2 separate regions of the Homo sapiens genome follow, and region 1 is linked to region 2. Evidence: chromatin contacts called from ENCODE Hi-C data. All regions are on one chromosome and are shown on one strand. The core of a region is the stretch at or near the end of the contact, and the rest is flanking DNA. Distances in the headings are between cores, read along the strand shown.

What was found. A loop is a pair of places that touch in the nucleus more often than their neighbours do. Pooled maps may share reads with other maps.
Region 1: a loop to region 2 is called in a pooled map, with 13 times the contacts of the local background. The contact joins the enhancer-like site here to the promoter of NEUROG2 in region 2. A Hi-C loop is called at or near these places in 5 of 37 single-sample maps with no recorded cell type and 5 of 50 pooled maps.

Annotation. Positions count from the first base shown.
Region 1 is chr4:113,822,756-113,826,378 of GRCh38, forward strand. No RefSeq gene overlaps it. Among named protein-coding and RNA genes, the nearest start is that of CAMK2D, 63 kb to the left of the region's middle. Within about 2 kb of position 1,861, at least 2 of the 41 ENCODE cell types and tissues checked have a DNase peak (open chromatin) inside an H3K27ac peak, as active enhancers do.
Region 2 is chr4:112,514,603-112,518,112 of GRCh38, forward strand. NEUROG2 (neurogenin 2) reads right to left here and starts at 1,578. Exons shown (of 2, transcript NM_024019.4): 1 at 1,245-1,578; 2 at 1-874. The coding sequence starts at 873. The coding sequence ends at 55. NEUROG2-AS1 (NEUROG2 and ZGRF1 antisense RNA 1) reads left to right here and starts at 777. Exons shown (of 4, transcript NR_161159.1): 1 at 777-1,038. It overlaps LOC124900760 (a long non-coding RNA gene), which reads left to right and starts at 2,203. Exons shown (of 2, transcript XR_007058231.1): 1 at 2,203-2,437; 2 at 3,206-3,510. RefSeq lists silencers at 210-409, 670-739, 2,060-2,339 and enhancers at 2,349-3,229, 2,480-2,579, 2,680-2,799.

The DNA of each region.
Region 1 (3,623 bases), core at 611-3,110, 1.3 Mb after region 2:
GAAAGTAGGAGGAGAAACTACTTAATTAAAGTTGCCACCCTCAAAGTAGAAAAAGAAAAGTGATACTGACTGCTGACAAGTTGCTGAAATGCCTTAGATATACTGGAGAGAGAAGATGAAAGTTGGAGGTCAAAATCTTTGTGCTTTAGGGTTAAACTGCTCAGATCAATGATAATAATATCACTGATCATTATGTTCCATTGGAAGTTAAACTCTAACGAGTTAAAAATGTTCTCAACCATTTAATTAATTATTCAATGAATTGTTTGTTAACATAGGCAACAAGTACTATATCAATTCTCTCACTTCAGTGGAATGCAATACTCTGGATTCTGATGGGTGTTAATGCTGTCAAACATGCACATCTTAATAAGATTTATTCTTGGCCATCTGTAGATAATGACTTTCTAAATAAAGCTGTTCTTGGAGACAGAAAATATTCAACTCTGATATTTATAGTACTGTCCATATTTATAATCAAGTTGCTTTTTTGTTTAGAATCCTTTGTTTTAGGATGTTAAGCATTTTGGAAAATATTGTGGGGGCACATATAATTATTATTTCTTTAGGGTAAAGTACAGCTAAGCAAGGATAGGCCAAATGTCAAAGAGTGGTCCAGAAGTCAGACTGAGAGTTCAATTTCCTCACCCACTGACCGCACTCACTGAATGCCTCTGAAAAACCATGACTAATCACTTCTTCTTTTCAAGTATCTTATGAGGATATCTTTCTTAAAAGTATTTTATTCAGTTTCAAAAGATTTTTTATTACCTAATGCCTTTTCTCTAACTCAAAACAAATAGTACTTTTCAGTAATCGTTGCCCTTTTCACATCAATCCTTCTCCACATTGGTTGAACAATACTCTTTGGGAAAAAATAAACTGGATAGTACAACATATAGTAAGTTGAATATATAATATCTTCTTCTAATAGGTCTTCACATTTTTGCATCAAACTTGTTGTCTTAAATTCAACATCTTCTTTTGAGTAATAATACTTATGAATAACTTATGGAAAACATTGTTAAAGGTGAAAGTATCATAGAAACAAGAACTCCAGGGCATTTAAATATATCGCGAATGAGGCTTTATAAAGACTATGAATGCTAATTTGTATATCAAATATAAACAGGGTTACTAGTGAAAACAAGGTCCAAATAGGGTAATTCAAAATAGCATATTCATATCTTTTTAAACATCCCTCAGAAAACTATATTTGAAGCAATCAGGATAATCTACATATTTCTTACAAAAATACATTTGTTTTACAAAGAGCAAGATGAGCAATTAAAGTAAAACTATTAAGGATGTTGTAAGTGTCTGGGGCTAAGATTTCAGAATTAGAGTTTGGGATTAAGAAGCAATTTCTTGCATACTAAAGTTGTAAAGGTGTCAATATGAATGTGTGGCTTCCTTGAATAGTGCTCATGTATGCAGAGATCGGTGTTGATAATGCAACTATTATCATTTTTGTGATTTGGTTTGGAAAGGACAGGAAAGGATAATTGTATAAGAGAAGCAATGGTACAAATCAAATGAAAATTCAGATGATCAGCCAGGTCCAAGATGCATGGAGAATGAAGACAGAAACTTGTGAAAGTTTTTGTTTGTTTGTTTGTTTATTTTTAAAAGAGGGATTGATATCTGAGGAAGACCAAGTTACTGGAAGTCTTCAACTTGGAAGTCAAAGAATAAATAGGAAATATGTTTATAGAGAATGTTAGCTAAAATTTTCAGACATTTTAGTTTGCAGGGCATGACAAGATGGAGGGTAAAGCTGTAAGAGTGGGTAGTTGTGAAAGAAATGCAAAGGGAAATTATTGCATTAGTGATCTATTGCTGTGTTACAAATCACAAATTCAGTGGCTTAAGACGATATTAATTATCTCACAGTTTCTGTGAGTCATGAGTCCAGTTACTGCCTAGCTGGATTCTCTTCTTAGGGTCTTACAGTGCTGCAATTAATGTGTTGGCTGGAGTGTGTTCTCATTTGAGATTTGACTGTTGAGGAATCTATTTCCAAGCTCACTCGGATTACTGGAAGAATTTCCTTGCAGTTGTAGGATTGAGGGCTCTGGCCTCTTGTTGGTTGTGAGCTGAAACTGCCTTGAGCTCCTACAGTCAATTCTCATCATTTAGAAGCTATTCGCAGTTCCCAGAGGTCACCTGAAGTTCTTTGCCATATGAGCTTTCCCAACATGGTTTCTTACTTCATCAAACCAGCAAGGAGACATATGCTAGGGTGCCATCCCATCATCTTTGCCATAATCTGTTGGTTAGAAGTAAGTTACAGGCTCGCCCTGTGATTAAAGTTGGGGCGGGGGGTGGATTACACAAAGATGTGAATGCCAGAAAATGGGGATCATGAGTTCACCTTAGAAGCTGTACACCTCAACTGATAAGAGAAAAACTCTCAATATAGTATGACTCTGAAGTTTTCCAACTTAATAGAATGAACCAGTTTCATTCTATTTAGTAATGCAGGGCATTTAGTAAATGCAGGGCAATCACTAAAAAATAACAGAGTACAAAAGTTGACATAGCTGTCTAGTCTGAATCTAAGAAGAGCAGATTTTTATATTTGACTGGTGGAATAAGGCAGGAAACAGCATTTGCCACAGAAAACGAGAACTTAAACCAGGGCTCATGAAACTTGAAAGAATCAGCAGCCTCCACTGCAGAGGCTTCAGGGAAACTGTGGTTAGAACTAAAGAGCAGAGAGATTATTTTGTGAATAGGTTGATATGTGACACATGTTTTTTACCATGGCATGAGTTAGAAAAGCCAGTGGGAAAATGAGATGAAGGACAGCAGAGGGGAATGTAACTTGTAAATGTAAAAGTAGCTTGTGTTACATTTCCATCCATTTCCAGTTCATAAGCATTTTCCTCTATCCTTTCTGTTACTTGTTATATATGTGTCTCTTAAAAATAGCAGGCCTGATGTTTCTGAATCTTATGGCCCTTTAATTATTTGAAGACAAGTTTCACATCTTCTCTCTTTCAGAAAAGGTGTTGTGAGAAAGAGGCTTACTTTTAGTCCAGCATTAAAGGATTTTATATTTTTTATAAAGGATAAATTATTTTAAAAGTCTTAGACAAGGTCTGTCCCCTCCCTGCTGAGCCTGTGCAAACTCTCAGGAGATCCCAGTCACTCTCTCTCCTAATAAGACTTTCTGTCTTCTCTTTCCTAGTTCTTTCTCTCTCTTTCTCAAATTACAGTGTTGCTTTAGGAGGATTGAATATAGAAAGGGTTTGAGGCAAAGGTGGTAAGAAGGATTGTGATGGAGGAGGGAAAGCACAATATTCTCCTTTATTTGTTCCTCCATCTCAAACCTGAGCAGGAAAAACAAAACAAATAAACAAAGCAATGCCAAAACAAAAACCTTTTATTAAAGAGAAGATTACGGAAAGATACCTGTTCTGCATGGTTGGTACTGACAGCTACATCATGAGGGAAAATAATTGCTTTTAAGTCCTTTTCTCTCCCTTCCAAAAAAAGTATACTGGTTCTCAGAAATCCTTGTTAAATAGAGAAGAAAAAAATCGTCTGGTTAGTCAGACTTCAAGGTCAAAGGAGGTATGCCTGGGTGCAACATAAGGAGTTCATATACTGAATGACTC
Region 2 (3,510 bases), core at 328-2,827:
GGGACAGGAAAGGGAACCCACTAAGGCCTGGCGTGGGTAGCAGAAATGGCAGCTCTAGATACAATCCCTGGCTATGGGGAGGTGAGGTGCATAGCGGTGCTTGTCGGGAGGTGGGGGCTGCCAATAGTCCATGTCTGACCCGGCCGGGCTGGCGGGCGATAAAGTGCAGCTGTAGGGGGAGGTGGAATTGGAGGACACGGAGGAGGACGGCGCGGGGCTGTTGGTGCAACTCCACGTGGAGGCGGGCGAGGGGCTGTCTCCGCTGCTGCTCAGGGCGGCGCTGGCTCCTCCCGGGCTCAGCAACACTGCCTCGGAGAAGAGCGCCCCCGGCAGGCCCCCGCCGCCGCCCCCGCAGTGATCCGCCAGGCGCAGGGTCTCGGTGAGTGCCCAGATGTAGTTGTGGGCGAAGCGCAGGGTCTCGATCTTGGTGAGCTTGGCGTCCTCGGGGAACGTGGGGAGCACCTCGCGCAGCGCGTCCAGTGCCGCGTTGAGGTTGTGCATGCGGTTTCGCTCGCGGTTGTTGGCCTTCAGTCTACGGGTCTTCTTGATGCGCTGCACCGTCTCGGCCGTCTTGGCGCCTCGGGAGACGGCCCGCGCCCGGGAAGGGCGCCGTTTGCAATCGTGTACCAGACCCAGCAGCCGTGCGGGCCGGCAGCCCTCCGCACCCGCAGCCACGCCGCCCCGCGCCCCCTGCCCGGCCTCAGCCCCGCGCTGCCGACGCGCCCCGCCTGACGCGCCCGGCTCCTCCTCCTCTTCTTCGTCGGCGCTGGATGACAGCGGGGTCAGGGCCGCCAAGGCGGGGGAGGCCGATCCGAGCAGCACTAACACGTCCTCTTCCTCCTTCAACTCCAAGGTCTCGGATTTGACGAACATCCTACCGAAGAGAGAAAGGGGAAAAAGGCAGTGAGGTGTAAGGAAAGAAACAGAGGCGCGATCTTCGTGTCACAGGGGCGTGCTCCGGCGCGCACCCGAGAAGACCAGCTCCGAATGGCGCGGAGCAGGAAGGCGAAGGAAGAAACCCAGGCAGTGCTAACCAAGGTCAGGAGCGCCGCTAGCGCTCGCTGTGACCCTGCTGCCAGTCAGCCGGGTCCTGCCCTCCGCGGGCGGTCCTGCGTTCCCTCCCCGAGAAGGGACTGCGGCCTCCGCGACAAAGATTCTGCGCGGAGCAGAGGGCGTGCGGGTGTGGTTGGACTGAGTGCGGGGAAACCACCTGCGTAGTTGGAAGCGGTGGCTCGAATACTTACTTAGTTGGCTCTAACTGTGCCTCAGCGTTGCTGTGACTTTGGCCTGTGCCGGGAATCTCCGCGCAGCTGCGAGCGCAGCGCCGGGTCCTTCGCCCGGCGTGAAAGCTGCAAGCCCGGCGCTACTGTGGCGCAGCTCCGCGGGGGACCTCTGCGACCGGCGAGTTTGCCAAGAGCCCCGGCGGCGGCGGCGGCGGCCCGCCCGGGTCTCGTGTGTTGTGGTGGTGGTGCGTGTCTGTCTGTCAGTCAGTCCCTGGCCGTGCGGCTCCTGGCACGCGACTCCCAGGCACTCCAGTTAACGCGAAGCTGCTTGTGGTTCAGTGGCTGCGTGTCTGGCACACGACTCTCCTTAAAACCCCTTATATACCACCAAGAAAACAATCAGATCTGCCCCGGGCCCCCTCCTCCCCCGCCACCGCCTCCTCCTCCTGTCAGTCCTGCCCCCCTTCTCCCCCGCTTTTCCCTCCTCTGGCTTATTCTTTTCATTGCATTATCATCATTCATTTCTTCCTCTTTCTTCACCGCCTTTCCCCCTCCCTTGGCCCTGCCATCCATCCTCCTCCTCCCACCACCCCCGCCTCTCTTTTCCCCCTTTATCTAATCAACATAAAATGGTTCTAAAGCTCCTGTTGGAGCTCCGGGCTGCGGCCGGAGCTGGCGAAGCCGCAGCGGCCGCAGAGGCTCAAGCTGCGGCTGTTGTCGCCGCCGCTGTCCATTGTGATTGGTGGCTCGCGCTCGGCTGGAGCGTGCCGCTAATTTATTAATGAATGGAGGTCGCGAGGCGCAGCTGGCCAATCAGGGCGCCCTGGACTCCGGGAGGCCTGCGAGCCACGCGCACCGGAGCCCGCTCCCTTTCAGCAGCTCATTAGGGGCCCGAGCGCTGGGGGCGGATGGGGGGACCCGTGCTACCGCCCCCGCCTTCGTCCTCGCTGCCGCCGAGGCTCCCCCCGCCCGGCGCGCGCGCAGGCACCGCACCCGGCGCTGCCGGCCCTCCTAACTCCCGGGTGATGGGAACTAGGAATTAGTTAATGGGGGTCAGAATCCCGGGGAAAGCAGTTAGCCCTGTGGTGCTGCCGGGCGTCTCTTGGCAAAGCCTCTTAGGGGTTGTATCAAATAGTAAACGATTTTAAAATGGATTCATTTGGTTAGGGGAGGAGAATGGCGTGGATGGAGAGATGTGGACACCTCGTGAACAAGTGTGTTTGGGGTCCGTCGAAACTGGCGTGGGAGAGTGAAGGGAGAGGACACTGGGGATTCAAACAGGCGTCTCTTGGGAGGGGAGGTCGGATAGGGGAGCAGTTGATGAGCTTTTAGAGGATGTGAGAATGAAATCACTCACATGTTAGAGCTGAAAGGATCCCCCTCATTTTACATACAGGAAACTGAGGCTCCGGGCACTGATGCAGGTTTTGCTGGGGTTAACCCAGTTTATAGCCTGGAGGGACAGCAAGGAGGCTTCCTGCGTGGGTGGCAGCGAACCGAGCGGGAGGAGCGGCAGAGCTGCTGCTCCTGCAAGCAAATGCGCTGCGCTGACATTTCTGTGACCTCTGCTCCGCGCTGGGGGGCGTTGTAGGGACAAGGGGCCCATCTTCCCAATTCTGCTTTTCAATGAGAAAAAAGAGCTGAAGGGCTACTGGACCTCGGGGGAAACTTGTTCTCAATTGCTCGTTAGCCCTCCCCACTTTCCCCACGTTCATGCCCACCCTCTTGTCGACATGGGGATGGATCCGGACTTCAGTAGACCGGAGTGGCGTCCCTTGAGATCCCCTTTGCAAATTAACTTTAGGCAAGGCACAGTTGGAGTGTTAGGAGTGGAAGAGTAGAAGGGAAAGAGAATGCTGTCTTCTGGTTTCTGTCTCCCTCAGTTTGTAGGACTTAGAAACAAGCTGTATTCCAAAGACGGGGTGGTTAAATTAGCTGTTAGTATTTTGGCATGGCTTTAATTTGTTTAATGTTTTCTTCAGGGAGGTAACAAGGAGGATTGGAAGGCACAAAGTAAAGAAAATGAAAATTAGAAACTTGTGAAAAGGAGCATTACCCATTGCAGTTCTTCAAACTTCAGACTTCCTTCTGTCTTGGAATTACTTGAAAACTATCATGATTTCCACTTTGCTCTTTGATGTTTGTGTTTTCATATTCTCCCTTTTTAAAGCAAATTCCCAAAATATAAAAGCATCATTTGCCAGTTTCCTCCTCGACTATTTTAGAACAGCTAAATTTCATGTGTTAGAAGTGCAGAAATGAAAATGAAAGAAGAAAAGAGAGACAC